Linked DNA regions of Mus musculus: region 1 is linked to region 2. The links are chromatin loops, found by intact Hi-C in ENCODE. Cell type or tissue: left cerebral cortex. All regions are shown on one strand. Links, peaks and the distances in the headings refer to the core of each region. The heading gives the core; the rest is flanking DNA. Region 1 holds the start of Gm4258 (a long non-coding RNA gene). Region 2 has its middle 83 kb from the start of Gm34306.

Region 1 (16,444 bases), core at 3,957-11,956, 210 kb after region 2:
GAGACAATCTGGTTGTGAAGTGATGAATGACATAGACAGAGTGAAAACACTGATTGAAAAACTGATCTGAGGACCTTAATGAACATCAGACAGTTCACAGGCACCAGAGAACATAAAACATCAAAGGGTCACAGTCATAAGAAATATGCTTAGAGCTATATTCCAGACAGCTGTGGTATTAGAGTTGGCTGGATTTGTTTCTCATAAACATGAGAGATCTTTTTTTTAGGATAGCCTCATCTACACAGTATACTATACAGAATAATTATATACATACATATATATACACATTTTTATATGTATATACACACACACACATACATACACATATATTATACATCTACTATACTAAACCTAGGAATTAAAATTGCTTGCCATTTTACATACATTGCTCCAGTGTCTTTTGTCACATCTTATTATCTCTTCCAATAATATAAGAAAAGAACATTATTCTCAGTTTCTGTTTTCTCTTTTGATGATGCTGGTAAATAGTACATTCTCAAAAACCATTTCTGACTGACTGGTTCAGTCTTACCATGCATATTACAAATAAAAATTATTTAAAACTCATATGGTGTCTTTGACAAAGATTAGATAATATGTATCAGGTTTTTTTTTTCAAGAATGTTTACTGACACTAAAGAAGTCAATTGTCTTTTTATATTAAAATTGCACCTTAACTATTTCTCGAGTCACTGAGACCCATTTACTTACGGTATGAAGGCCTTTCCTTCCTTTGCACCTTACTCTGAACCCAAGCCTCTTAGTTATAATTTTCCATTCTTAACAAAGAAATTGGATTAATTGACTTTTTGGCCAAGGCTCATAGCTAGACCACGGAGGACTGTTGCCTGAGAAATTCTGCAATAGGGTTTGCTTCCCCGCTCAATTTATTTATGTATTTATTCACTTTACATCCCGATCACAGCTCCCTCCTTTCTCTCCTCCCAGTCCCACTCTTCTTCCCTTCCTCCATTTCCTCTTTCCGTTGTCCTGTGAGAAAGGAAGACCCCCATGGATACCAACCTGTCCTGGCATATCAACTTTCAGCAGTACTGGGTGCATCCTAGCCTACTGAGGCCAGACAAGGCAGACCAGCTAGGGGGACGGTATCCAAAGGTAAGCAAGAGAGTTAGAGTCAGTCCTCTATTCAATTGTTAGGGAACCCACATGGGGACCATGCTGCACATCTGTTACATATATGTAAGGGGCCCAAGTCCACCCCATGCATGCTTTCTGGTTGGTGGTTCAGTCTTTGTGAGCCCCCATGATCCCAGATCAGTTGACTCTGTAGGTCTTCTTGTGGTGTTCTTGACCCCTCTGGTTCCCTCAATCTTCTACTCTTCCACAAGACCCCACTCTCCACAGCTCTGCCTCTTGTTCAGCTGTGGGTTTCAGTATCTGTTTCCTTCAGTTGCTTGGTGGAACCTGTCAGAGGCCAGTTATGGTAGGCTCCTGTCTGCAAGCAGAGTATCATTAATAGTGTCAGGGGTTGGGTCTCTCTCATGGGATGGGTCTCACTTTGGGTCAGTCATTAGTTGGCTACCCACAATGGGGATTTTAGAAGACAGATCTAGAAGGATCCAATAGATCTAGTCAGTGTTAGCTGATCAAGGGGTATTGAACCAGTTGAGATAAAATATGCTCCTCTCAGGATGACTGAAACGCTGTACCTTGCTGCAGTGCAAGTAACCAGCCTGACGCCCTTTATAGTTTTAAAGGGTGGAGTTTTATTTGATCACACATTGTAACCTAAAGAATTGTCCTGTGACATCAGCACTCAAGTTTTAGATCCTTCCATGATTCCATTTTACTCTCCTCCCATGCAGACTTGAGACTCAGGTACTAGCACACTTCCCACCTGACTGTGTCTCTGAGGTGTTTCCATAGCTCTTCGTCCTCTGGACCACTCCCTAATGGCAGTGGTTAAATAAAATACTTTCAAAACAGCACTCATCTCCTGAGGCAGGAAAATGGAAGAGTTTTCACTTTCTTCACCATCACTACTTTTAAAGACAATTTAACTCAAAAAAAGGAAATGACTATGACACAGTGGCTTTTTTTTTTTTTTTAATGTGGAGGATTGGGGAATGCTTTTCCCTTTTCAAACCTTTGAATTAAGTTTTTCATTCCCTCCTTTATGTATTATTCTGATAAATGCTAACCAGGGATTTTCTCCTGCTTTTAAGACAAATGTTAAAACACATTTTCTGTCTACTGTTTGCACTGCTTATAGTGAAGCTTTACATTTTTAAGCTTCACTCGTAGAACTTCTCTCCTTAAATTATTAATCCAATTTGGTTTAAATTTTCATAAGTTATTAAAGTAGATTCCATGTGAATAGCTGGTTTTCAGATTTGGTGAGTCCTAATTCAAGACAGTGCTAATGTGTAGCCTTTGGGTATTAACTTTCTTTAAGTAATGGATAAAATAATTTCTCTCATCCAAGACGAAATGTGGACAGCAGATGCTTTTCCTGGGCCTTAATTAATTATCTCAACATTAGACCACCCAAGAGCTGGAAGTGAAGTTAGAGTTGACTGTATAGATGGATCTCAGAACTACAGTGCTGTCTGCTAAGCTGAACACTTTTGAACACTTTTCGTAATGAAAACTTCGATAAATACTTGCTGTGGCCAGGATGGCATGAATTTATCCAGGTTAAGAAATTCAAGTCACAGAATAAAACTGTCCCTTATGTCTTCTGATGTGTTTCACTTTTTTTGGGGGGTGTGGTCAGTAGCTAACTTGTTTAAAGTTAGTTGACTGTTAGATGCTAGCTACTATTAAACAAAAGGTCAAGTCAGCTGCTGTCGAGGTTTCAGGAATATTTTCTAAAACAAATAAAAAATGTAAGACAAACCTTTGTCAAATAAGAACCCTAAATGTTAAAAAAAAAAAATTCAGTAGAACTTTCCATGAGTATACTCAACTCGTAAGTAGTGTTTATAATATTTCAGCCTTGCCATGCCATTGTGTCACAAACACATGGGCATTCTTAGACACCGAGGATCTGGACCATCATAATCAACTGTACCTGTCCTGTCAGAAGAAGCACATGTGCCCAGCGATGGCAGTGAAGAAGTACTGCATAGTGTTAACTTAAGGATTATGAAAGAATTTTACTCTTGCCATTTTTTCTCCCTGAGTGTCCCATTGCCTTTAATTTCCCTGCTGGCTACACAGACGGATGGTTTATCTTCTCTCATTGTACCTACCTGGAAGGGCTCTGTCTAGGAGGACAATGATCCTAGGGATTGTTATTAACCTATCAAGTCCAGAACAACACTACAGAAATGTTTCAGAGAAGCAGCAGGTTAATTTCAAGTTTTGTTTAGGAAAAAATGATAATACCACACAAAAGATTAAAAGCACACACAAAGCAAGCCCAAGGTATCAATATTTGAGAAAGAAAGAAACAACTCAAGAGTTCAAAAAAAAAAATGTGACCACGACTGAAGTTGAAGCAGGATAACCTGGAATAGACAAATGGAGTAGCCAGCACATTGCATGGCTGCATGTTGGGGTTGTGTGGGGAGGAGAGCAGCTGAGTTTTATAGATTCAGTTTGCTGGTATGTGAAGAATGAACGGGTGCAGCTTTCTGGGTCCAGTTCAGAGGTATCTTTTGAAGTTAAGTGAGTGAATGAGATGCCATTTTCTGTCCTTTGAGAGCAAGTTGTGGTACAACAAGGAACGAGGGCGACAGCTGAAAAAGAGGGGAAGCTAAATAAATGGAAAGGTTTAGAGGCTAACTCTCCTTGGGACAACTACCCCATGGCCCTCACGGTGCTGGTTTTTAATGTTATGTCCTAATATAAATGTCAGGGCTTTGTGCATGAAGAAAGCCAGTTAACCAGAGGCATCAACATCACTCAGGACTTTTACTATGAAGAATCTAAGGCATACTTCAGACTATTATAAAAACAGGCAGCATTTTAACATGACCTCAAGATCTCCATGGACACAATGATTTGAAGCATTTCTGTAAGTGAATATCAAAGCATGTTGTATTGACAAGTGAGGATCAAACTCCCGTAAAATAATTATTCTTTTGTCTAAAACTAAGTGTGTTATTAATCTGATGAAGCAATGATGTCACTTTGTGTTGGTTAACTTAATTCTAAACAGAGGATCTGTCTCTGTAGCTGCTCTTCTATAATCAAAGGAAAACAGGAAATAAACTTTGCCTCTAAATCAGCTGAGGGTTTGGAACTGAAAGATTAACATACCAGTTGGTCAAATTGCTTATTTTCTCTATTCTACCTGGTGCCAAAACAGCCACATGAAAATGAAAAATCAAAATATTGAGTTATTGGCTTTGCCCTGAATAAACCATGTGTATATTTGGCTAACTTTCATTGTCTAAATTATTTAACTTTTGCTTACTTGTAAGAAATGTCGTCTTAGTACTCCAGAGAAAATAACAAGCCTAGAAAAGTTAAAAGCATTTATATATTTCAAGGTAAAAAAATAAATCTATGTTTCCCCCAAATATTTGTCTTTTAGCATTTAACAGAAAGGAAGAGGCTTTGTATGTAGTGTGCTTGGCTCATCTCGCTGTGATCTGGCCACACTTCCCACTGTGTGCTTATTGTAAATTCAGAGTGGCTGAGAAACTTCCTGTTCAGATAGCTCATTTTCATCTGATCCCAATTTTCCCACCCAAGACTCAGACCACCCATGACAAGCAAAGAAAATTACTACCAAGAGCTAATTTTGTAATGAAAGCAATTTGAACGTAAATGTGTGAAAGGCAGAAACTTCCATGAATCTTTTCCTTTGGAATGAAAGTTTAAAGCCATAATTCAGTTCTTAATCAAGTAAGTTATTTGCATGTGTAAAACACTGCGTATTCTGTCCTTACTGTAGCCTTAAATGTTGGGGTGCAGAGACATAAATCTGCTTCCATGTTGTAATTTCTAGATGTCATAGAATTTTCCAGGTTTTAGTTTTCCTGTATTAATTGGGTAATGCTTATACGTCTGCCTTGATTGTTTGATATTAGATAAATAGGAGATGAATGTAAAAGGGCTTTGAGATGTAGTGACTCTGGTATAAATATAATAAACTATTACTGAAAAGTGTGGTTACTTGGAGACATTTTAGGATTCACAACACGTTTTGTATCAGGCTTATTTGGTGGCATGTAACTTAGTATGTCTAATTCTGCCATCAAAAACTTTCATTTTCAAATAGATTTCTGTCTGCACTTTGGAAGCAAAAATTATTGCCTTGAACACACATATTTTTATAAGACTAAAACTTTTTAAAATGCTTATCTGAGTACATTTCAAAAGTACATCCATATGACTTTGAAATTTTGAGAACAACACATCATCATGAAATGAACTTATTGGTGTTATTTCTATTTTCATTGCTACCAATAGAAAAAGGGGTGGAGTTTCCATATGGCTGGGGACAAGATGAGATATAGTCCTAACCAAAATGCATAATTCAGAACACTCATCTGGAATGGGACAGAGCAAGTCAAGAGATGTGTAATACTGGGAGGCTAGTTATCTAGATACGAAGATGTCTGTCGAAGAAAGATTGGATCTTAATTCCATGTCACCCTGGCTCTCTGGTAGACACTGATACTCTCATTGAGATATTGTAAAATTCAGGGAAGAGCCAGTCACTTTGATGTTGAAAGTGTTGTGTTCATGGGATTGAGACATCCAAAGGAAAGGATGTTGTGTGGTCTACAAGATCTACAATTTCAGTGTGTGGTAAATGGAAACCACTCTTCAGTATCACACTGTAATTGACAGTTCTGGGGTGAAGGGGGAACAGCTATTCCTCTTCATCAGATCCTGCAGTAAGTCTGCTTCAATGCAGCATTCATAAGTGCCATCTGTCCGTATGCTAAAATCTGTGGAGTGAAAACTAAAGTCATACAGGAGACTACAAAAAACATATCTGTAAAGAAACCAGAGGAAACACAGTGCATGAAATGAACGACAACAAAAAAAATCCTTAGAGATAAAGAAAAAAAAAGTATACAGGACAAAAAAGGGAAGAATACTTCCAATGACAAGAAGCAGTGAGCTTTAAAATATTTCAGAGAGGATGACTTATTTGGAAGATTGAAATTTATAGGTGAGGTTTAGTAGCACAGAGGCATTTAATTGCCCTCTCTGAAAGAGTGCAAGGGGTAATGGCTGCCCCCTGACTTTCCCAGCTTGAGATGGACCCTTTGACTCCTGTTTTGAACATTTCTAGGGCTTGTTGTCCTACTAAGCATTGCATTCAAACATTTGGACCAGTAATAGTGGCCGGAACAACACTCTAGAAAACTCCAGGCTCCTGTGGCCATAAGCTACAGTTTGAACCTTTTGCAGGGCTCAGATGTAAATGTGGTTCCACAGTTGTCCTTAACCTGTGTTTCCAGTCCCTTATGGGCCACTTACCTGAATCTGAACCTAGCTTACATTGAATAGTGAATATCCCATAGCTATGCATAGATATTCAAATACGTTAGTTACACCAGGAAGGAAATAATCAAGGCAAATGATGCTGTGGACACCTTGGGAGAACTCCGGTGCTGTCTCTATAGACGAATAAGAGTTGTACATGTAAATGAATGAGTGCCACAGGGCACGAGCTACCAGCTACAGGACCTGGAGTAGCTTGAAGCTCATTTCCTCATCTATGAAATGTGAGCAACAGCCAACAACTTCAGGGCAACCCAAAGTTGGTTTTTTTAAGGGTGTGGCTGCTGGTAGATCAACTGTGCTCCAGTGGATGGCCCCATACCAGTGAATAAACTGGACTATGTGGCTTGTTTAAGGAGAGAAAACAACAGAAAGAGATACAAATGATGGGGGTAGACTGCTGAGGAGTTAGGTGGGGGACGAGAGAGTAAATATGATCAAATTATATCCTAAGAATTTCTCAAAATATTAATAAAATATAAGCAAAAAGCTAATGAAGTTACTGTTGTGAAGATGGACTAAAGATGTGAAGTCTTGTTACATCCGTGACATAAAGTAAGGCTCCCTTAAATAACGTAACTATTCATAGAGACATAAATAATGGGGTAAGATCCAAAAGATGCCATTGTAGGAAAGTGTGAGTTTCTCGTAGAGAAATGCAAGTAGTAAAAGAGACTGGGTTATCCTAAAGACTGACTACATATAAGAGTGACTGGCTCTTTGGCGGTATTGTCAGCAAGGGCAGGATGATGTTGCAGCAAGATTGCTTTCATTTGGTTTAACTCGGCATTAGTGTTACAAGGCAGCCATTATTTGTCAGGCATGCTTCGGTATTGAGAGAGTGGGATTCGATGATTTTATGGGACCTTAAGCTTTAAGTCTTGACAAATATCTCAGGTGTTTTAAGAACCCTGGTGTGTAAATATCCCCCTGGATAACTGGAAAATACAGTTTGTCTCCAAGTTTTATGGACATTTTATGTTGCTTAAAGAGGTAATTAAAGATGGAATTTGAGGGAGAAGAGTGTATTTCCTCATCCACGTTAGCTGACTTAGTTTGAGTTTCTCATTTAATTTCCCTGGCATTTTGCTTTTTTGATATTTTCAGCGTTACTTTCCCCTTGGTTTTCTACAGAATGAGCTAACGACTCAAAAAAAAAAAAAAAACCTTAATTCTGTTGCCGGTGTCACTCATGAATAATTCAGTATGTTGGTTTAGAACTGCACTAAAACCTTCTTAGTTTTTAAAATAAAATCAGAAAACTTATCATTGGAAGTCCTTGATCCTGGTGCTCCTCAGCCTGACAAATTCTGCAAAGGGATGCAATGATAATCTATTTCTATCATCACTGGAGCTGAAGGGAGAGCAGCAACAACAACATTTTTCTTGAAGGCAAATCACACACAAAATTGCAGGTCAAGGGGATGAAAAGGGGGGGGGGATCTTGCAAAAGCTGAGTTTCTCACCCCCTCCCACAGTCTCTGGGAGGGTGACTTCAGTGACTCCTAACTGATCTGTCACTGTGAAATCCTACAGTCATTCTTCCACACATAAAGGACAAATAGGCAGGAGAGGAGGATCTAAATGCTTTCAGTTTTAACTCTTCACCAATAGTGGAAAAGGCAGAATGCCTAAGCTATGGTTCTGTGGCCAATAGGATGGCGGCGTGTCTCTCACATGACTGCCTGCCCCTGCCTTTCGCATGGGCTCTAATTTAGTTCAATTCAGAACTGCAGATAGTACGGTGGAGCAGGGATGCCTGAGCACAAGTAGCGAGTTCCGAGTGACTTTAGGAAATGCTTCCCCCCCTTCCTGGGCATGCAAACAAGACTCTGCACCTGCACCGCAGTTTGTTCCGGAGAGAAGCCTCGGCTTCGCCCTGCAGGGACGAGGAACTAGAGCAAGAAGCAGCATTTGAAAATTGTAAGTATACATTTCTTTCCGTCAAGTGCGCTGATTAAAATAGTTTTCTGCCAGAAGCCCCAAATACTCGAAGATTTGCCAGGGAATCCTTTTATGCGTAGTTTGAAAGGTAGCCAAAGGGCAGGGAACTGTACCGGGGAGCATTTGTTGCATGCTTTCTTCTGTGAAAGATAAAGAATTAAAAAGAAAAGTAAGGCTTTCTGAAGAGTAGCTGTAGGAGACTCCGCACTGGGACACTGCTCCAGCATGCTGCTTTGTTCATAGGGAAAAAAAATGAAGGCACACACATGTGTACTTAGTTCTCTTCTTTTCGCTCTTTATGTCTAATCAGATTTGATTTGTCCCCAGGAAAAATAAAAGGCAAACTTTGCTGACTCCACTGGCTAGGGCACCCCACACTTTCCAGACATCTGACAGTTATTATAATTAGCCATGAAAGACTGCTAAAGACACTTGGAGGCAAAATAGCTCTTAAATCTGAACAATGGCTTCAAGCCAGGGCTTTCTTTTGATTCATTTTTGAAGTGTTTTAAATTTTACAATAATGACAGAGACTGAACTGTTTTTTGTTTGTTTTTTTTTTTGTTTTTTTTTTTGTTTGTTTTTTGTTTTTTTTTTTTTGTCCACAAAATGTGAAACGAGGTCCGGGCACGAGTGACGGCAGCTGAAAGTGGCCAGTGTGGAGAAGGAAAAGACAGCTTTCTGTCTTAGGAGCCAGGCCTCCATATAAAGATTTTTTTAAAATTCCTAATAGGGTGGGGTGAGGATGTGGGGGGTGGGGAGGAAGCATGCCGAAGCTTCTTCATAGAAGAATCCTCAAAGAATAAAATAATTTAGAATGTCTTCCTGCGGGAGGAGGCAAGGCTATAGCTAACATCTAAGTTGTATTTATGGTAAGATTTTTTTTTGATGGAGTTTTAAACAGAAGTGACATTCAAAGCAGCATTTAAAAAAAAAAAAAACAATTGGAAACAAATGGTAGAAATTGTTCCTGTTACTGCTTTCTTTTCATAGTCAACTAGGGTAATCCAGCAATGCTGGATTGTGTCTTTCCTTCTAGAATCATCTAAATCCTTAAAAAGTTATGTTTGGTCTCATAAGAAATGAAACTGCAAATCAGATCAGTGTGATTATGACTGATGAAGATTCTGAACAACAAAGACTCTGACAGAAAGAGAGTTTATAAGAACACACTGCCCTCCCCATTTTTAAAAGAGAATATTAACTCCATCAATTATTGAAAGGAATTATTCAGAGGCTCCAGACAGAACTAATTACGGCTTAGAGAGGTGCCAGAGCCGAGCCGGTGCTGTAATTATGAAAGTCCAAGACATTAGGAATCATTTTTTTTTAAAGGAGGCTTGAGCACAGAATTTCACATAATCTTTTAAAAATACACCAGTTTTTCTTTGTCTGCTCTCTCATGTTATCTACACCTCCCCCACTGCCGCCCACTGTGCGCTGAGACACCTGAAGGCTAGACATAATGATCAACAGAGCTCCAGCCTGTCTGGACTCCAGCCAGGTCCCCCCCCCCCCCACCCCCCTTCTACAATCAAGGAGCTTGCACGCAATGCATGCCGAGCCTTTCCACCACTATGTGCAGATCCGGGATGGAAGTCGTACACATACTGCGGAAAGATTAAAGACAACAATATCCCCTTTCTCCTACCCTAGACAGACTCAATTTTTAACCCTTTCATTGCCTTTAAAACCGAGATGTCTCAAGCACTCGAAGGCAGGTCTCCAGGGACACTGCAACTCCTGCACCATTTCGCATAGAAGCACACGCCTCATTTGGTGTGGAAATCCCATCTCCACGGATCCTGGCAGAATATTTGAGGATTTACAGTGTGTTAACTAAACGAAACAGAATTCACTGGTGTGGGGAATGCATTTTTGAACAAACTTAAGCTATATAAGATCGGGGTGGGGGGGAAGTCTGAGGTCTGTGGGAAGGTTCTTACAAGCCTTGCTGAGAGGGCTGCAGAGGGTTTCTGAGGCTGCAGTTCTGTAAGCATCGTTCTTTTTGCCTCTGTGTCTTTTTCTCATTCTCTGTCTCCCACACACTTAAGGCGCACACATGAGCCAGAAAAACACATCACTCTATCACAACGAAGCCAGGTTAGTTGGTGATGTCATCACAGATAAAATTTTGCCTTTGTGGGCAACATTTTCAATCACCTAGACGCCAGCGTCTGCTGGGTGTGTGCCCATAGGAAGTTCAAGTGTTTGCGGGGTTAACCAACAGACATAGGAAAGCAGTCTTTTATTCAGAGTTCTCTCTCTCTCTCTCTCTCTCTCTCTCTCTCTCTCTCTCTCTCTCTCTCAGATGTGTTTACGGGGCAGTATGGGTGTGCTTATCATGATATAGTCATGTAGCCAGAGTTCTGTGCTTCTAGTACGCCTTATTAACATGCTGATTATACATGTGGCTAGATTTCAATATGAATAGATGAAATGAAAAGCGTTTTAAAATAATTTGGCTCAAAATTTTACAAAAGTAATAGTCATTATGAATTGGTATTTGTCATTTGCGATTACTTTTAATTGATTTTTACTATTAAAATTCCTCAAGGAAAGAATCATTTATACAAATGATTTTGAAGCGATGCCCATTTTGTGCCTTTGTGCGTATGTCTCTGGATTAGCTGGAACTTGGATTCAGTGTTTGTGCAGTTGTTCACTCTATATTTTTCATCTCTACTTTGGGGGTCTTCCCTAAAGAGTCACCTACCAATCAAGTCCTCAGATCTTTATTAACATACATATGGTATTATTTTATTTTTCTTATGTCGAATGGAAGAAAGATAATTTCTTTTGCCACCCTGTAATTTGAGATAGAGATGGAGAAAAATTCCACATGCATTCTACACCTTATCAAGTTTTTATATGTAACTTATTAATAATGTAGGAATTATGATATGTTTGCTAGCTCAGACATGCCTGGCATTTGATATTCAGTTTTGTAAGCGTTGAAATTCATTCTTTGTACTTCTAATTTAGAAAAGATTTTGAAAGCCTGTGTCTGTGAACAATTGCAGTAAAGGATCAACAGAACAACGGATTTATTTGCCAATGTATTATGTGATTGTTTTAAAGCAAGAGAATAAAAAATTACTGCTTCATTTGATTATTGTCCAGAAAAGCATACAGTTGAAGAATTAACACATTTTGTACTTACAAAAATTATATAAGTTGACTGGTATTTCTGTGGCGTAACACTCCAATGTAAACAAGTAAATAACTTTTTCTAAGGCATGACTTTCTATTTTCGTGTAAAGGTTCCCTCCCAACACACACTGAAGTTCTGGCCTGATGAAAAATAATTTAATTTCTTTCTCCAAGAGAGAAAATGAACAAGCTGTTTTTGATTCCACCCTACTTTCTAAAAGGCAGACCTGACCTGGCCCTCTGGGGATACAGGTTACTAGAAAGGCATCTTTCAAAGACAAGAAGATAATGGACTTGATTGAAATAGCTGGACGACGTAAGGCCAGTTCAAGAACAAATGGTGTTTCAGAACATAACTGTGAGCAAACAATTTCCTATAGTTTGTTCTCCTTACACAATGGTAATGGTTTATTGGAAATAGCAGAACAAACAGGAGATAGATGTACCCAAACAGAAAACAACCCATGTCCTTTCATGTCAGGGATGCATCAAGAGCCTTGGTGATCACAGAATATTCTTACTCCAAGTCTTTTTGTTGTAGATTTTACTGGCTCCTCAGCATCAGCTGAGGGTTGTGACCAGGTGTGGGTGATATTTAACATGCACACTAGAATATAGGATTGTGGTCACAATTTATTTTTGTTATTGTACAAGAGGGTTTGAAACGTAGAGTGTGACTGTACTTTAATACAATGAAACTTGGGTAGCAAGATCCACTGGTTATGATTCTTCTAAGTGAGAATCATGCTCAGGTACTGAGTAAAGTGGGTGAGATATTATTATAGATACTACACACCCTACTACTTTCCTAACTCAAAAACTTCAATCCAAATTTGAAGAACAGAACAATAATTACTACAGAACTAGACTGTGTTTCTGAGCACCCAGTTGATTCCTGAAAGTACACTCTGTGGTCGTAATCTCTCATGAAGAAAAAGATTGTGTTTTTTAAAGCTTACCCTGTAGGTTAAAGGCCTGAAATTATTGTGCACAGATGCCCAAGCAGTGTTCAGAGATGGAAGGAAACTCTGGTCGCAATAGCTAAGAAGGGGAACTGGTTCAGCTGCTCTATGCTCCAAATCTCCTACCTCCACTCTGAACGCGTGCTGAACTCAAGATTAATTGGAATGAATACTATCAAAGTGATTTTTATAACTTACAAAAGAGCCACTGTTTTGTTAGATGCCCTCGTGATGGCAGAGAGTATGGAAAGTGATGGACTGGCCCTCTGCTTGCAACCTACTCAGGCCCAGGGAGACACTGGGGTCAGACCGACTCATGAATCACAGATAGGAAATGAACCAAATGCATATTTGGAAGTTTAAACAGAAACATTTAGGATATATATATATATATATATATATATATATATAAAACAAATAAATGAATTTTGGGTTGATTTTTGGCACATCTTTTAAAACACCAACCCTTAGTTCAGCTGAAATAACTTTTTATACGTATAGCTAAGACCAGATGGCCACACGCTCCTTTCTTATTTAGATGAGACTCTTCCTTTCAATAACATCTTTCTTCCTGACCTGCTTAAAAATTCCAGCGAATGAAATCAGCACAGGATTTTCAATTCTAATTGACCATGTGCAGAGGAAGGGCCGGGACAGAAATCACTAGAGGCATTGTAAGCCTCTGCCTCAGCTCTGGCTTTGTATTTTACCCTTCCTAGCCTATCCAAACTAGCTGAAAATATTGAAAATGTTTAACATTAAATAACTGCATGATTATTCTTTAGTGTAAATTAGTTGATCTGATTCTCTCATTTAATCATAAAAATCCAAAAGAATTGTCATTCACTTACACAGCTTTGTTTTTTAAAAAAGTACCTTAAAATAGTAGCATAACAATTGAATTGAGATAGGAAGATAGAATGTCATATTTATTTTCCCCATTCCTTATGTAAATCATTATTATGTCATATGTATACATGATATTTATTAGTATTATCTGCATGCATTTTCAATTTTATGGAAATATTAATTATCAAGATTTTTTGATATATTGTAAATGAATGATAAGAAATGAAAAATATTTTCCTTGATGTTTATTCATACTTTTTCTAACAATAATACTGGAAATAGAAGATGAGATATGTATGTATATATGTATATACATATGTATATACATAATATATAGTTCAATGAAGTTAGTTATATATGCTTTGAAAGTGGGTATCTACTTTGGTAGGCACCCATAATTTTTTTGTTGTTGTCAAGCTCATTTTAGGGATGTTGTGGTGCTAAGGCTTGAACCCAAGGCCTAACGTGTGCTAAGCACAGATTTGACCACTGAGCTATACTCAGACGCTCTTTTGGATAAATTCTTGACTCAAATCATTATCTTTATATTCATTTTTACAGTTAAAAGTACTATGTTCTAAGTATGTTTTTGGAATGGCAAACTGTGAGATACTGACATTATTTTGACATAAAATCTTAGAAGAAAAGTTGAACTCGTGGTGCACATTTTAAAAGCAGACAGAAATTAAGAAAGTAAATATCAATTATTGGTGCCACTGGAAAATCCTATAGAGGCTTTATAGCAGTGCAGGCCCTGGATTCAAGGTTATACTCATTATTTGGGATGGGGGACAGCCTAGTATGTAACAAATATATTGACAAATATAGAGATTGACAAATAAAGAGATGCTTTGTCATGAGCTACGTTCATGCAAATGTTTGAAAATTTATACATCTTAGGAATGGTAACGTTCATTAGGATTTTTGTGTCAAAATTATACAAATATCAAGATGGACTGCTAGAATTTACAGTTCTGAAAGTTGTGGTCTAAGCCACTAGTACATGAAGTCAATTTTTTACAAACTTTGGGAAAATTAAAGTTCGGATAGCTTACTGTAACTCTCTGTGAGTCAAACTTGTACTTCCATACATGAGACCGAGGACTGTCATCATGTCTTTAAGCATGTGAGCTATTCTCATATTAAATATTTTTCTTATTGACTTAAAATTGGAAAAGCCAATTACAAATATGAGTTCACTGCTCCAATTTGCCCAATTCTGCCTTACCCTGTGTGACTATGTTTAAAATCTTACGAGATCAAAACTATGACCTAACAATAGAAATGAGAGTAAAGTGCCATCTAATGTTTTACTTTATAACTAGCTACAGCTTATCTTTACCATCAGAACCACGGAGTTGATTTAATCATGAATCAGAGCCAGGCTATAGAAAATAATGGAGAATGGGATCACGGGGATTATTAAATTAAATTGGGATTGAAATTCTTCATCATTCATACTAAATAATCAAGAAACAGTTTTAAATAAGGGTGATAGTTCTCAGCTACTTCTATTTTCCTCTTTTCTGTAGTACCATTGGCTACTAAGCAGGTCTTGATTCTGTGAGGGTCAAGGCCGATTAAAAGTATTTAATGCAACAATAACGCCACATCTCATTAAGCTAAGTGAGTGTTAGTAGTTTTCATTTTTGCAAGTTTGTGGTTGAGATTCCCATTCTGATTTTGCTTCATGAATCCTAATTTTCATTTTGGTTAAAAAAAAAAAAGTCCAGGAAAAATTATGGACAGTTACGGAATCTTTGCAGCTGTACAAAATGTCTGCCCTCACGGTGTCCCTTTCCTGTCCTGTGAAACGTAGCAATGACTCTGTGATTGAGATCCAGTGGAAACCCAGGTCCCCCTTCAGCTCTCCCTGGACACTGTTTGTACTGGTTTTCTTGCTTAGGAGCCTTCTCCAGCTTAATCTTTCCTGTACAGTAGACGCCTCCCATCCAGTATGCTGTGCACCCAGCCATTAGTGCTCACTGACAGTTAGCCTCATCTTTCATTGAGAGGCTTATGGATCATACCCATACCAGTCCGCTCTTGTGTTTTCTAATTTTATATCCTTAGCTGTAAAGGAAGTGGTGCTATACGAATAGATGGGAGGATAAATATAGGGGCTCATGCAGATGTCTCTGGCATTCTGAAAATCTGCAATGTCGTAAATAACAAGCCACTGAATTTGCCTCAGCTTCTCTCACATCTAGCTCCTGCAGTGAGCCCACCTCCAAATGGAAGGCTTCTCTCAGTTACTAAGCTCAAGGTGGATGCCCAGTTTATTCTGTGTTCTCCCTTTGACCAACTATATTTCCTGGAGGAAAAGCATTGTTTAAAAGAAAATAAAGGTTAAAGGAGAGATAATAAAGCATGCAGCCATGAGATTAAGCCAATAAAATTATCAGGACAGACTGTGTCACCTAACCTGAAGTTAGAAGAGTCTCCAAATTTAGACATTTTCAGCACTCATATGCACATATAGAAACTCATATGCAAATTTAACTTCTTTGTGATAGTAAGTGGAAGAAAGGCAATTCCTTTTAAGGTTTTGTTTTTTTGTTTTTGTTTTTTCAAAATAAAGTTACATTTTTTTATATTTCTTATTTTTTATTAGATATTTTGTTTATTTACATTTCAATGCTATCCCCCTTTCTAGTTTCCCCTCTGAAAATCCCCTATCCCCTCCCCCTGCTCCCCAACCCACCCACTCCCACTTCCTGGCCCTGGCATTTCCCTATACTGGGCATAGAACCTTCATAGGACCAAGGGCTTCTCTCATTGATGACCTACTAGGCCATCCTCTAAGTGTCCATTTAAGTCTACCACAGTGGACTATGCATGAAAGACACACTTTTTTGCTGACTGTGAAGTTTGATCGTCTTGATCCATTAGTCATTCATCAGAATGTTATTCAAAACGTCTTAGGCAAATAGGAATCCCTCAGCCAGCACTCTGCCTTGGAAACACTCAAGGCACCTCTTGTCCTGGAAAGGGTTACAGATGTAAGCTAACGTGGCATTCATTGGTTAATAGGGGGATGCAAAGGGTTAAATTTTTAAATCTTTGCAAAGGGGTGGGGGGAGTCTCTAGAAGATAAAAAC
Region 2 (16,444 bases), core at 5,170-13,169:
ATTGTTTTCCAGCCTTTCATTCTGAGGTAGTATCTGTCTTTTTCCTGAGATGTGTTTCCTGTAAGCAGCAAAATGTTGGGTCCCGTTTGTGTAGCCAGTCTGTTAGTCTATGTCTTTTTATTGGGGAGTTGAGTCCATTGATATTAAGAGATATTAAGGAAAAGTAATTGTTGCTTCCTAATATTTTTGTTGTTAAAGTTGGCATTCTGTTCTTGTGACTGTCTTCTTTTAGGTTTTTTTGAGGGATTACCTTCTTGCTTTTTGTAAGATGAGGTTTCTGTCCTTGTATTTTTTTTTCTGTTATTATCCTTTGAAGAGCTGGATTCGTGGAAAGATAATGTGTAAATTTGGTTCTGTCATGGAATACTTTTGTTTCTCCATCTAAGGTAATTGAAAGTTTGGCTGGGTATAGTAGCATTGGCTGGAATTTGTGTTCCCTTAGTGTCTGTATAACATCTGTCCAGGCTCTTCTGGCTTTCATAGTCTCTGGAAAAATATGGTGTAATTCTGATAGGCTTGCCTTTATATGTTACTTGACATTTTCCCTTACTGCTTTTAATATTCTCTCTTTATTTAGTGCATTTGTTGTTCTGATTATTATGTGTCAGGAGGAATTACTTTTCTGGTCCAGTCTATTTGGAGTTCTGTAGGCTTCTTGTATGTTCATGGGCAAGTCGTTCTTTAGGTTTGGGAAGTTTTCTTCTATAATTTTGTTGAAGATATTTGCCTGCCCTTTAAGTTGAAAATCTTCATTCTCATCAACTCCTATTATCCGTAGGTTTGGTCTTCTCATTGTGTCCTGGATATCCTGGATGCTTTGATTTAGGATCTTTTTGCGTTTTGTATTATCTTTGATTGTTGTGCCGATGTTCTCTATGGAATGTTCTGCACCTGAGATTCCCTTTTCCATCTCTTGTATTCTGTTGCTGATACTCACGGCTATGGTTCCAGATTTCTTTCCTAGGGTTTCTATCTCCAGCATTGCCTCACTTTGGGTTTTCTTTATTGTGTCTACTTCCCTTTTTAGGTCTTGGATGGTTTTATTCAATTCCATTACCTGTTTGGTCATGTTTTCCTGCAATTCTTTTTTTTTTTTTTCCATTTTTTATTTGGTATTTAACTCATTTACATTTCCAATGCTATACCAAAAGTCCCCCATATCCACCCACCCCCACTCCCCTGCCCACCCACTCCCCCTTTTTGGCCCTGGTGTTCCCCTGTACTGGGGCATATAAAGTTTGCAAGTCCAATGGGCCTCTCTTTCCAGTGATGGCCGACTAGGCCATCTTTTGGTATATATGCAGCTAGAGTCAAGATTTCCTGCAATTCTTTAAGGGATTTTTGTGCTTCCTCTTTAAGGTCTTCTTCCTGTTTATCAGTGTTCTCCTGTATTTCTTTAAGTGAGTTATTAAAGTCCCTCTTGATGTCCATCATCATTAGATATGCTTTTAAATCCAGGTCTAGCTTTCTGAATGTGTTGGGGTGCCCCTGACTGGGCAAGGTTGGAGTGCTGGGTTCTGATGATGCTGAGTGGCCTTGGTTTCTGTTAGTAAGATTCTTATGTTTGCCTTTCACCATCTGGTAATCTCTGGAGTTAGTTGTTATAGTTGTTTCTGGTTAGAGTTTGTTTCTCTCGTGATTCTGTTAGCCTCTATCAGCAGACCTGGGAGACTAGATCTCTCCTCTGAGTTTCAGTGGTCAGAGCACTCTCTGCAGGCAAGCTCTCCTCTTACAGGGAAGGTGCACAGATATCTGGCGTTCAGACCTCCCTCCTGGCCGAAGATGAAGGCCCAAAACAGGACCTGTCCCAGAAGCTGTGTTGCTTCGGCCTGTCACTGAAGCTGTTAGCTTCTGTAGTCCACACTCTCACCTGCACAGACTAGTCTGGGAGGGATCAGGGAACCAAGATGGCTCCCCCAGGTGCTCCTGCAAAGCCCTCCCAGGCTGGGTGGACACCTAACACCTGGCAGGGAAAGTGCCTGGATGTCTGGAGCCTGAAAAGGGGGCTGTCTCAGAAGCTCTATGGCTCCCGCCTGTCCCAGAAGCTGTTAGCTTCTGTAGTCCACACTCTCACCTGTGAGACTAGTTTCGGTGTAGTCCTGGAACCAAGATCCTGACTTCTTTCAAATGTAGAGAAAATACCTTTGAAGTATTAGAATCATTTCGAAAGTTCTAAATAGAGAAACCTTGTTTGAAGGCCTTGAGCTCATGGTATAAGACCCATGTCTTAGCAACCACAGTGCTGCCCCAATGTGCACTCCTGTTCCACCTCCATCATATATTTTCTTACATGATGGAATTATTGTAAGAGCTAGATGATAAGCAAAAACAACAGAAGAACAGCCACAGTAAAGGCCATCTCAGAATGAGCAAGATTTTAGCAACTCTTCTCCTCAGGAAGCAACAGATTTGGAGAGAGGTAAGTTACACAAACAAACAAACAAACAAACAAGCAAACAAACAAAATTGTGTCATACCTGAGAAGGCTACAGCTGAGGCCAGGCTAAGAGCACCTGGATAGCTGATAGATTTGAGATGACATAATGTCCCACATCAGGGACTGGAGGATCAGAGCATCTTGCCATTAATAAGCATCGCACCTGGTGCATCAGCAGGCTGAAATTCTGTGTGTAGGTGTAGGGTACAGATTATTGGAAAAATCTCAGAAATCAGACCTTTGAGACAGGCGTGAGGTTAAGATGCCAATCTACATTTGCCAGTGACACCCAGCACAGTGTCACTAGATTCTGCAGAAGCAGGTGTGGTTCCCATACCAAGGGAAGAGAGACTTGAAGCATGAAGCCAAAGTTAGAACTTGGGGAGCCCTGTATTCATGGAAATGGAAAAAAATACACTGACAAAGATAAGAGGGAAGAACCAAATGGTAGTTTTGTGGGGCTACTCTTGAATGCTATGGAAGGTTCCCTACAACTTATCCAAGCTGAACTGTATTTTTCCTTATAATTGATAAAAATTCTTTAAACACATAAAATTTCATATGTATACTGTGAGGTACCAAAATACACACACACACACACACACACCACCACCACCACCACCACCATCATCATCATCATCATTACCTCAAACATTTATAATTTTATGGTTAAACATTAAAAAATATAGAATCCTTTCTTCTAGACACTTTTTAAACTATCAAAACATTATTATAAAGAGCAACAGCACAATGGAAATTCTTATCTTTCCCTAATGTAGTAGTACTACCACCAAATTTTCTCCCTTTCCTTCTTTTGTATCCTTCCAGTCTCTGACAGTTGCTATTTACACTCAACAGCCCAGATATGAGGTGCACTGGATCTCCATGAATGACATCAAATGACACATATCTTGAGAGCCCGGTATATTTTACTTAACATAATGACCCTCATTTAGCCCAACTTGTTACAAAGGACAGGATCACAGTATAATATTCAATCACACATATGTACCAAATTTTTCTCTGTTCATCAGTTCAGAGAAACTCAGCTTGATTTGGTTTTGGCTGTTCTGAATGGATAGTGCTGAAATGGCCCTGAGTGTACAGAAATCTGTTAAACATATCGATTGCATCAATTCTTTATGTATGTCAAATAATATAGTTATTGCTTCTTGTGATGGTTCTAATTTGAGTTATCTGGATGCTTTCAATGCTGTTTTTTTTCATAAGAGTCGCCCTAATTTAAATTCTCACCAAGAATGTGCCAAGTTCCTCTTTCTCCATTATTGACAGTATTTACTATCTTATGCTTTTGATAATAGCTGTTCTGGTTAAAGGAGCTTATTCACTTTCATGACTAAGTATGTTGAACCCCTTCCAATATTCTTTCACATTCAATGATTTTGTGAAATTGATGTTGGATTATATTTCAGTTCCTTATATATTCTGGATATTATGTATAGTTCCCTTTAACACTTAGCACGTCAAAACTCATTCAAGTGTAAAACTATCTCTCTTGTCTTCAATTGTCTAGCTTGAATGACAGAAAGTAGAGCTGGAGATGTGGAAATGCCTCACCATACCAGACTTTCTTTCTTGCTGAGTCAGTAGTGATTTCTGACTCCTACTGAGACGAACTTCACATCAGTCTGGAGGAACCGACCTAGGGTGATTTTATCCCAGCTGTATGGGGCTGGTGTCTAAAGATTGCCATGTCTCATCTGCATGCAGAAGACTCTGCATGCAAAGTTTTCAGAAGGACTCTCTGTTGACTTGAAAGCATGCCTGGGTATAGCTCTCTTATGTGTTAACCATTGGTTGCTTTTCCAATGATCTGATCAGATTTCTTTTTTCATGAATTTTCTCCTACATTCAGTCCGGTGACCAGAAAACAAAACTTGTCCCAGATCAATCATATCCCTGAAAGAATAAGATTTTTGTCTTTGAGAAACACTCATCATTCTTTCAAACTCAAGCAACGGGCAGTTCTATCTCCTGTTGAAGCAGGGGCTGGCCCACCTCTGCTAGTCTGTTTGGTTTCCCCAGGACAGAATCAGAGTACCTACCACTTTATTCTGCAGAATAATCTTCCCAGGCTTCAGGACAGAAGGTGAACAAGTGACTAAAACTCTGGATCAGACAAGTTAGGACGGGAGAATACTTGGATTATCTTGATTAAGAAGAAACATGTGTGTCCTTGCTGTAAACCAAAAGTCACTGTTCTATATTAGGAATATCTTCACTTTGGTTGCTTATGCATTCCCCTACCTCATAGGACTATCCAGATGTCCCCTACCTCATAGGACTACCCAGATGTTTGTTGACTGAACTGGTCACAGTAAAAGCAGTCCACTTCACTTCATTTTCTCCAAATGGAGACATGCTGAAAGAGTTGAATAAACCTCTTCTAAAGCACTGGTCTTTGCTAGATGGCTCACTTGCCACTGAGCATCACATGTAGCCTAACACACACCAGACTCTTGTTTATAGAATGCGTGAGTTCAGACTGGGAATTATTAGATATTATACAATGTTTCTGCTTGAGAGTGTTGACTTATGACCATAGCTTTAAATCTATCTCAAGTTTCTGCCTTCATATTCTATATTGGCCAATGTGGTAAGGTTCACATGCCATGGTAATTGTTTATACTCACATGCAATATGTACTCATTTTGTTATAAGTTCTGCTGGTCTACAAATTTCTTCAAGATTCCCAATGAGTAGTAATTGTTTTGGTCTTGAACCTATTTTTAATTTATCTTCCATGAATATATTTTATCTCTGTGAAAATGTAATAGCATTTAATATGGTGAAATTTACTTATGCATTTTATGAGTGCAACTTATGTGTTATTTTCTTGGATCTCAGACATTTGAATAAAAACTGAAGATTTCATTCATGTACAATAAGTTATTTCATTTCCAAAGCTATGAGTAGTGTCAGTACCCTTCCCCCATTTCAAGTATAGATACCAAAAGATCATAATATATTTGTCTCAAAATTGACGAATATCTGGTCTTACTTAACTGATGGAAATTGTTGTTCTTAAAATATCTATAGAGAGGCACTTTTAAATTCTAATTTTGACGGTATGCATAATAATGTACTAACAAAGTCAAAGTCAATAGAATCTCATGCTTTCATTATAAGTGATTTGTTCATGTATAGATAAACAAAATTGTATATTATATGTAAGATATTTATCATATGTTATTGTCATATATACTTAGGTATACACACACACACACACACACACACACACACACACACACACACATATATATATATATATACACACACACACATACCTAAAGGAGTTGAAAATGATTTAACTAATATGCCTAGCTGTGTGCATTCATTAAAAAAAGCTCTTTCAACAATGTATATCAGTTTATAGAAATGGAAAAGTAGAAGGGGAAAAAAGGGATAAAGGGAAAGACTGAGAGAGAGCAATTTGTCCATATGATTTAGCATTTTATCACTGAGTGCATGCCATGTGTGTTCTTTTGTGACTGGGTTACCTCATTCAGGAAGATATTTTCTTGTTCTATCTATTTGCCTAAGAATGCCATGAATTCATCGTTTTTAATAGCTGAGTAGTACTCCATTGTGTAAATGTACTACATTTTTGTATCCATTCCTCTGTTGAAGTACTTCTGAGTTCTTTCCACCTGAGGCCCTTGGTCTGGTGAAGTTTCAATGCCACAGTGTAGGGGAATGTGAGGGCAGGGAGGCAGGAGTGGGTGGGTGGGTAGGTGGGGGTATAGCCTCATAGAAGCAGGAGGATGGAGGATGTGATAGGGGGTTTCTGAGGTGGGGAATGGGGAAAGGGGATAGCATTTGAAATGTAAATAAAGAAAATATCCGATAATAATAATGTAGAGATGTAGCTTTGTATTTCCTGACACTTCAGCTCTACTCAGCTAGATGTTTGGTAGGAAGACTTCTGTGCTAATGACTAAAACTCTGTCAGTATGCCAACTATTGAAATTCTGCAAACAAAAAAGAGCAAAACCAATAAGCAACACCAGTTTGCTCATCTGCAGCGTAGAGAGTGTCCTCCAGACTGGAAGTACCACAGACAGACAGGCTTTATATGTAGTGCATTGTGCTTCAGAAAGTCTCAGCCACTGCTTCCATGTAATGAGCCCCATTTCCATGCTACAAGATTTAAATGTTAGAAATGAATTCAAACTTACCAGGTATTATCTACAGAGAGTGTGTCAGTGCTTATGAAGTCAATGCAGGAATTTGCACTCAGGTGTATGTCTAACTTTCTAGATGATGAATCTACAAACATTTGAGAACCCAATAAAGTTTTTTTCAGAAGTTATTAACTATATTCATGGATTTTGTTTTTGTTTTCTTATATGGAGATATAGCAATATATTTTAGGCAATGACCTAAAATGTGGCAAATATAGGGACAAAATAGTGATCATTTTTATTTGATATGCAATATTATTTCTATGTTCTTATGTACTAACATGACAACTGCACTTCTATATCATTAAATACACACAGAGAGAATTTATAAAAAAATTAAAAAAAAACAACTGAACATGCTTATTTCCATGACAAAAGCATAGTGAGAGTATTTCTGAAGTCTCTTTCATGACCTAATAACAAGTGAGTGTTTATTCACTACCAACAAAACAAATGAGAGACCTATGATGTCACTAGACTCCAGTTTGATTTTGAGCAAATCACCAAGGTTACAGTTGAAAATGGTGCTTTGCCTCCCTGGCAATAACGAGCAAGTTGCTTGGACTTCTACATGGACTTTTTGGATAGAACAGTATCAATTGTTCTACAAACTCTTTTTCCATTGTTTAAATATATACTTCTGGAGGTACATTTTAGGGGAAGTGACCCAACTAAAGAAGCTCAGATGACATAGAGAGAAGTTACAGCAGTGTTCAACTCTGGCCAAGTTTGTAAAAATCATATAAAAATTTCCACCCATCTGGATTCCATCTAGTCTCCTTTCCAAAATATCACTAGTATTTCCACCTTTTGATCTTGCTATTTAGGCTGTGGAAGGAGGGAAGGGGTAGAAATCAAAGAACAGGGAGGATGAAGGGACACAGTGAACAGGGGGTTTATTTAATTTGAGCATTTAAGCATCCAGCATACTATTTGTGCCTGAGCTGGGCTTGCCAGCTTATTTATGTTAGTGAATAAGTGCACAGCCCCATAGTCCGAGCCACGAGGAAATTCTTAAACTGGAATTAAACAGAAATCAACCCGTAGGGCTAAAAGCATTTCACATTTTGCTCCAGAAGACCACAGCACCTTCAGGGATTTGTTAAGGTCTTCAGATACTATTTTTACTAGAATTTTCCAGGACCAGGAAGGTATGTTGTCAAAAGGTTTTTATACCATTTTGGAAATCCCAAATATTTTCGATTTTGGAATTTGATTTTATTTTCCTAATTAAAGAGATTTGTTTTAAAGCAGGTGTGTGGAGAGCATTTTCCAAGGAGGAGTGGATGTCAGCTTTTGGTTTGTTGGCCTTTACCTAAAAGAAGCACACTGCATTTTAGGGTTCTAAGAAATCCCAGAGACTGTCAAGATCATTATTTTTTTGTTTCAAGTTGGCTCATCTAGGTCAGAAATGGATAGGATACAGAAGCAAGAGTCTAAATCAGTCAAGAAAGGAGTTGTTTTTTGGGTTTTTTTTTTTGTTGTTGTTGTTTTTTAAAATAGGAGCACCCTGCCCTCTAATAACATGGAGAACCATTTATCCCTTCAGAGTGAAGCACTTCTGAGACAAGGCTGTCTGCACTGCACAAGCAGGGAAAGGCTTGTCAAACAGAGCTGAAAGAAAGTGGTCCCTGCTCAGAGCCATACCCCAACATTGGCAGATGTGAGAAATTCTGAAATGAATCAAGAATGAATGTTGTAATTCCATAAGTTTAGATGAAATTGTCAAATTCATGCCTTTGGAAGAAGGAATATAATGATTATATAATTATAGTTTGTATCTAGCAGTTTTAAAACAGTTAAATGGGATTTTATCATTGATCAACCAGCAGGTATTTATTGACTACTTAATATGTGGCAGACGCTTAATAAGATAATTAAACTTAAGATCATGTGATTTCTCTCTAGTATCCTGTTCTCATTGGCTAGGCTGAGCTGCCTTTGATCTATTGGTCTATCATTGTGATAGATATTGCATGCTTCTGTAACAATGGGAATATATCTGTCTCCTCTATTAGATTGTATGGTAAACAGAAGAGCCAAGACTGGCTAGTTTACAAATTATGGTAACAGAATACATAGGATCTAGCACACAGTTTACTTAATACTCAAATTTTGCTTGTTAGAGGATTTGATAAAACTATATCATTAATATTACACTTCTTACTTGTTGACAAATTGGAACAGGAAATAAAATGGGTGGAGATGAGAGAGGTTAGCTGCCTTTGGTTTATTACAGAAAGTGGTAAGTTAGTATAGGCATAGACACTTGCACATGACACCCTCCCGACTCACACAGGCAAACTTACTGCACACACATGCCACCCTCTACAGATCACTGAGATCAATATGCTCCCAAAAGACTAGTTTTTGTACTTTCTACAGTTCTACTGTGCCAATTATATGATTAGTGTGAAAACAACTAACTCTCTACAATATGGACTTCTAATGAGCAGTGACAATTTCCACATTACTCATTGACTAAAGCCTACCTAATTTGGCTGACATACTTATGGAATGTAAAAGCAATGGTGTGTGGCAAAAATATAATTGTTTCCCATTGTTCTATGAACAAATCCTGTGTCTCCTTTTGAAATTATGCTTAGATGGGAATTAAGATGGGAAATCCTAACTCCTCTTGGAAACATGATTTCTCTCTGGTATTTTAGCAGGCAACATGAGTCAAAATTTAACAAATGGCTTCAATTCTGGCTTTGTAATTGAATATGCTTGAGGTATCATGGCCTCTTGGAACCTCAACTCTCTCTCTCACATCTATAAAGTGACAGTCATAATGTCCACCCCTTTTTCCATCCAGAGCTATTACTCATGAGATGCTATCTGGCACACTCAGATTCTAGATACATTCAAGGGATACTTTCATTATTATGTATATGATAACCATAGTAATCATGACACTAGAACTGAGCTCAGCTCTGGACAGTACATCCACTTAATTACAAAGTCTTTCCTGAGGAATAATAGTTCTTAAAGTTCAAGACTCTGACACTGTATCTGATACATCCTTAAATCAGAGAAAGGATACACTGATGGTCCCTGAAAAGTTACTGGCATATTTATGTGCTTGCCTAGAAACATCTGGATTCTCTAAAATTAGAATCTTGATGAAAGATTCCTGATGTGTTGTCAGATTATTCAGTAAGCAATTTCATGAAGCTTAGCAGACACCGGTTGAATGCCTAGTATGGCCAGATATTATTTGAAGTCACAGAGATTTACAGAGCTGGTCATGTTTCCTGTCCTCAGAGAGCTCTCAGTCTATGAGAAGATGCATTTATGGTGTACAAAATGCAGTCTGCGCAATTATTACAAAACTACAGCTGCATTACAGGAGGCAGACTAGAGAGACCAGATGCTTTCTTGATGAGCGGGATGCCCAATTTGAATACTCGTGATTAACCAGGCAAAATGAATGTGAAGCAAAAGTGCTTCCAAGAAGGGCGAATGGCATGAGTGACAGCGGAAACTAGGAGCAAAAATACAAAACCAAACAAAACCAAGCAAACACAAAAGCAAACAACAGCAAAAAAGCCAACCAACCAACCAACCAAAACAAAATCACAACCCCCACCAAAACCCTCAAAACAATCCCCCCAAAAACAACAAAAAACCAAACAAAACAATACAAAAAAAACCTGAGACTGGAGAAGAATGGGGGACAGAAGGCCATGTCCATGCAGAGGCCTTGGCAGAGAACAGCTAAGGAAACAGGGAAGGCCCACTGTGAGATGTGGATTTGAAGCAATATCCTGGTTATGTGTGTGTTAATTGAAGAATAGTTGTTCTCGAAGCAGGCATCTTCTTCATGCTGCATTTTCTTAGGAAATGGAGCCCAGCAGAAGCCTTCTGCAATTAAAGAAAGCCTGGCAGTCTGCTGTGTTTTCTTCTTCTACTCTGGGGCAGGCCATTCTTTGGGAAAAATACTTTTTTTTTTAACCAGTCTCAGCCTGGGAGTATCACTCGTTCACCTTTGTGTCTCTCTATTGGGTGGTTTGTGTCTCTGTGTGAGGTGACTTTTGAGCCCCATGACAAACAACTGAGAGAAACAATGTAAAGCAGGACAAGAATGAGTACCTTGGCTCACAAATTTCATTGGCTGTTGAGTGGTTTCATTGTTTCTAGGCCAGTACTGAGATCAAGCATCACAAGGAGAAGCAACAGGCACTGTGCAGTTGCTCACCTCATTGATCTGAGAAACACTGAGGGTGTGAAGAAGAGATAGGCAAAAGACAGAGAGAGAGAGAGAGAGAGAGAGAGAGAGAGAGAGAGAGAGAGAGAGAAGAAGAAGAAGAAGGAGGAGGAGGAGGAGGAGGAGGAGGAGAAGGAGGAGAAGCAGGAGGAGAAGGAGGAGAAAAAAGAAAGAAGAAAGAAGAAAGAAGAAAGAAGAAAGAAGAAAGAAGAAGAAGAAGAAGAAGAATAAAGAAGAAGAGAAGAAGAAGAAGAAGAAGAAGAAGAAGAAGAAGAAGAAGAAGAAGAAGAAGAAGAAGAAGAAGAAGAAAAGAAGAAGAAGAAGAAAGAGAGAGGTACTAGCCAGGGACAAGATACAGCTTCTAGGGCATACCTCGCCATCTCCAACTTCCTCTAAACTGCCCACACTTTCTGCAATACCCAGCACCTTTAAATAGTATATTCATTTCTGTGACAACCAATGGATGAATGCATCGATGAGACCAGAGTTTTCATGATCCAGTCCTGTCCCAATCACCTCTTGACTCAGCTGCATGAGACACCAAGATTTTAATCCAGACCTCTCAGGGGGATACTTCAGATCCAGACCCCCTCACCTTCCACAGGGTTTATATTTGTGACACAGAAAAATCCAGCAGTTCCCATAATCTGCATGAAATGTGAATTTGTCTCTTCAACACATTCTATTCTTAGCACCCAACATTCATAACACTCTGACCCATGCATGTTTGGAACATGTACAGAAATGTTTGCTTATTGGCTAAGTGAATGCAATGGCAAGTCATAAGCTGGCAAGCCCCTTTTGTTGTGTTTCTGAGGGAAAAAACTCTCTCTGCCTTTGGAGTGATTAATTAAAAATAGAAAAAGCCAAAGGCTGCTACTTCTGTTTGCTGCTTTCTGCCACAAATGTCCCCACAGGTATTGAACACAGAACTATCTACAATCCAAATCAGGAGAAAGAAAAAGTAAACAAAAGACTTTAGAGTAGGAGACAGTTTAGTGAAAATATTTAGATATCATTGAGTGTATTTTAAATCGTCATTTAATAAAATCAAGACACTTTGAGGCAGTTATCTAAATTGTGTTTTGTATTAAATTTGAGGTTGGTTCAAATGAAAGATGGAAGGAGGACATTAGGGAGGATGTAAAAGAGAATCCCTCAGACAGCTATGCATTCCTCGGTACTCAGAGCACTGTGCAGAAAAACATTCTTTATTTTTGACCAATCATATAGTTCTCTTGGACCCCAAGTTTTCAATGGCTTGCTAATTTTAGGATCGTTTTCCCCTCCCCTTTCCCTCCTTCCTAGCCTCCCTCCCTCTTTTTCTTCCTCCCTTCTTGGTTATTTTTTCAGGGGAGGAGCTGCACTGCAGGGAAAAGGCATCTGAGGAGGGAATATATCTGAGGAGGAATTCTTTTCAGGTCCACGAGATGATTCAAAAACTGAACAGAATGGTGACAACCTCCGGATTTAAAACCACAGTGCAGCTCTCTCCCTGTAGGCTGGGGACATACAAAGTGCTCTGTTAGCCTTAGCCACTCCATACTTGTCTAATTGTCAATCACCTCTCTGTATTCTTGTAGTGTATTTTTGCTGGGTGGAACTTGGATGACTCTTCTCCATGTTAATGATGGTTTCATCATTACTATGTCCGAGAAGCAGAGATTTCAGGGAATGAAGAAGTTTGGTGATTTCCTCTCATGAAATTAATTTACCTTTTTAATGCTATTTTTCCTTGAATCTTCAACGTTGGAAAAATTGTGTGTAAATATATGTGTGAGCACATGTGTGTTGATCTATGGACTGAACTGAGGACATGTTGCACATGTTAGGCAAGCGTTCTACCACTGACTTCTGCCATTACCCTTCATTTTAGGGCTTTGTTCTGAGACAGGATCTTATTCTGTTACCCTGGCTGGTCTGGAAATCACCACTTTGCCCAGGCTGACCTCAAACTTGTGTCAGTCTTCCTATCTCGGTCTTTTGAAAGCTGGTATTACAGGCCATGCCACCAGATTCAAATTCCCAACATTTTAACAGAAAACACTCAGATAGCATCATCTCTTTGTAGTACTGGAGAAATGAAAAGGTCAGTTATGGCAAGTGGAAGGTTCAGCATGGCAGTATGAGGATGGCTGTGATGGTTTGTATATTCTTGGGCCAGGGAGTGGCACTGTTTGGAGGTGTGGCCTTGTTGGAATACGTGTGACCTAGTAGGAGTAGGTGTGTCACTGTGGGTGTGGGCTTAAGATCCTCATCCTACTTGCCTGGAAGTCAGTCTTCCACTAGCAGCCTTTGGATGAAGATGTAGAACTCTCAGCTCTGCCTGCACCATGCTTGCCTGGATGCTGCCATGCTCCCACCTGGATGATAATGGACTGAACCTCTGAACCTATAATCTAGCCCCAATTAAATGCTGTTTTTCTAAGACTTGCCTTGGTCATGGTGTCTGTTCACAGCAGTAAAACCCTAAGACAATGGCCCATGGAAAAGAACACTTTCTTGCCCTGTAGCTTCTCTTCAAATTCAGAGAAATGTCTGCAGTAGACTATACAAATGGCTCCAGATAGCTTTCTAAGAGTCTTTTTATTTTATTACCATTGAATTTATATCATCGTCGATGTTGTAGTCTATTGGGTCTTAACTCAGTCAACTATGCTAAAATAAAAATAATATCTCTAAAACACTTCTATTAGACTAGGAGTGATGGGAAACTTCATGTATACCTTTTCATATTACAAAATGTGCTGTAGATCGTGTTGTTTCTTCCTAAAATTAGATACTAGTGGATGATGAGGTGTTGAAATGGAGGTCTGAGCAGTTAAGAATTTTGCCTGAAGTACAACTCTGGCAAGTTGCTGTGTGGTACCTCTGACCCTCCCATCCTCCCCGGCATCAGCATCCATGAGGGACTCAGTGCACTTTGTTATCTGCTGCCACTTCTGCTCTTACTCAAGAAAACTCTCAAGGGCTTCTGGGACACAAAGAACATGAGTGCTCAGGAGAGGGCTTCAAAGCTCACATTTTTTGTCGATAGTATGGTAATATGAAACAGCCAATGATATAGTATTCTAATTTTATTCTCTACTGCATACATTTGGGCAGACTTTCCTCATATCCAAGTCTCCAATTTTTCACTTTTCAAAAGGAGAGGCAGCCGAGAGAGCGGCCGTGAGAAATACGCACAGCTCAGCAGGAAGAGCCTGGTGTTTGCCATGCCAAGAAACAAAGACCCAGGAAAGGCAACACTCAGTTCTCCAGCAGCCTTTGTCATCTGAGAGGTGCACTTTGTGTTTTCTATCAATTATTAAAGTATGTGGCAATATATGGACTTTACAACAAATTTTCAGATTAATTGATACAAAAGCAGGAGAAATAAATGTCTGAATAAGTAATTTTCTTTCATTTATGTTAACTAACCATTTATTTCTTTTTTTAAAGATAAGTTAATTTCATTGTTTAAGAAGTTTATCCATGCATATAATGCATTTGAATCAAAGCCATTCACCCCACTCCTGCTCCCTAATTCCTTCCCTATTCCCTCATCCCATTTCCTTCCCAGTTTCATGTGCTTTGTTTTAAAACTGAGTCTGTTTAAGCTCTGCCTGCATGGGCATGGACGTGGAGATCATTTATCGGAGAACGTGGCCTCTCCTAGTTCATCACATCCCCGGTGAATCTAACTCCATTCAACCTCCACCCATCAATTGCCAGTAGCTTCATGAGTTCTCCCCTCTTCCATGATGAGATTTTACCGAACTTGATCTTGCCCAGCTGCCCATCTCCTGTGTATGCAGTCCTAGCTGCTGTGAGTTTGTGTGTGCATTGTCCCTGTTATGCCTGGCAAATACTGTTTTGTTGTAGAGCTCTACTATATCATTTCAGTGTTAGGACTGAGCCAAGTGTATGATCTTACTGAAGCCATTCCTTGGCTATGTACCTGCTGTAAGGTTCTGTATAGACCTTTTAATAACGAATTCAGAGCTTCTCCAAGTAGCTGAGCACTCTTGAAAGATGGTTCCAGCTTGTATCTGGAGTCACACTGTGAATTAAGCAACTGTCCTCATAAGCCAGGGCACTGAGCCTCAAGTCAAGCATGTGATGGTCCATCTGCTGCGCTAAGCAACGGTCAATGGACACTTACCCAGGGGAGTCATTTAGATTTAACCAGGAGACCTCACTTTCACTGGATAGTCAGGCTGGAGCCACAGAGTGTTTGCTTAAGTAACCAAAGAATAATAAAAATAAAACTCTGAAATGGAGGTAAAGAAGTATATTGGGGTCATTTTCAACGTATATCAAAATAGCTTGGAAGCAGGAAGTGTTAAGAGGGATATTATTAGGAGATACGGTTAAGAACTGAATAGCACTCTGGATTCTAACCACATGTATCATTGATGTTCTCAACACTTTCTTACCCTGCACCAGCTGGGGATGTAGACCTGTTTCTTTTTTTTAGTATTTGAGAGGAACACGGGAAAGAATGGTGATATTTTAAAAGGGTCGTTACCAGAAAGTTCCTGGAAAGAAAAGTCCAGTTCTACCTGTGTCATTCTTTTAACTAGAATTCATTCTAGACCTAAGGGAAAAGGAAGTCTAGATGCCTCCTTTGTGTGCCAACTATGCCAAGTGGCCCTATGTATAGATCTAAGTAGAAGCATCAGAAGTACTCATGATCCCATCAATAAACTCAGAACAACTTTTACTTGAAAAGGCTACTTTACAGCCATGCACAGTAATTAACCCTGAAGAGTTCCAGGTTGAATTATTGACTATCCTTGCAAGTTTGTTGTTTGTTTGTTTAATCAACATTACTTTTGGAGCAGCTTCAGGCCCAAAGTAGAACTATTCAGAAAGTAGGTTAATTGTGAGGTTCCTGATTCAAGCATGTAGCGCTGTCTATGCTGTGAATATTCCACACAGACAGTGCATTTGCTAAAATCAATGAACCTGAATTGACACATCTCCATCACGCATGCTCCACACTCTCAAAATAAAAATCAGAAGCAGTGTCTTAATGGGTCTCCTCCTCCTAGTGCTTTAAGAATGCTATTGACAATGTGAAAAGCCAGGAGTAGGCTTCCCTTAGTGATGTTTAGAAACATATGTGCATTGGTGCTCTAAGGTGCATTTTTCATGTAGACACTTAAGAAACTGTCCTACTGGGTTTACCTGTAAGCTTTTGTCTCAGGCACATTTTTATTATTCTATTCCAAAGAACTAGAGCCTAATATCTGCTAAGCTTCCTCAGCTTTAATGATCTGAAAATAATCTAAGTTAATTTCCAGAGGGAAGAGATTGTGAAAAGAGCTGCATTTGCTTGGGAAGATGTCAGGCTCTCTGAAAGCAGTCTGACTAAACATAGGTTAATGGTATAAATGACAGAGTTGAGCAAGACATAATTGAGGGGGCCTGTTTCCTTCCTCTCAGAAGCGCCATGAGCCATTGGCACAGGGACAAAGTGGGTGAGCTCACCCTGTCATGTGGAATTGTTTTCTTTGTGGCCGTTAAGTTAGTTGTCCTTAGATACAGTAGCATTACAAAATTAATCAATCAGTTATTGTTAGAATCCATTAATTCACTTTTTAATGT

The links. Hi-C counts contacts between places; a loop is a spot of excess contacts. Peaks named below come from ENCODE experiments on the same cell type or tissue, not always from the same donor. Only the 100,000 strongest peaks of a DNase experiment are listed, where the experiment ranks them.
Region 1: it touches region 2 in a loop (2.3-fold over the local background); 2 of 42 quality-filtered maps call a loop at or near these places.

The regions. Positions count from the first base shown.
Region 1 is chr1:137,890,428-137,906,871 of GRCm38, forward strand. Gm4258 (a long non-coding RNA gene) reads left to right here and starts at 8,040. Exons shown (of 3, transcript XR_003948014.1): 1 at 8,040-8,358; 2 at 9,001-16,444. In left cerebral cortex, for the core only: no CTCF peak of the experiment used is centred there; DNase peaks (open chromatin) are centred at 8,122, 8,618, 9,921, 10,077 and 2 more places; H3K4me3 peaks cover 4,639 bases; H3K27ac peaks cover 4,629 bases.
Region 2 is chr1:137,676,446-137,692,889 of GRCm38, forward strand. No RefSeq gene overlaps it. Among named protein-coding and RNA genes, the nearest start is that of Gm34306, 83 kb to the right of the region's middle. In left cerebral cortex, for the core only: no CTCF peak of the experiment used is centred there; a DNase peak (open chromatin) is centred at 9,972.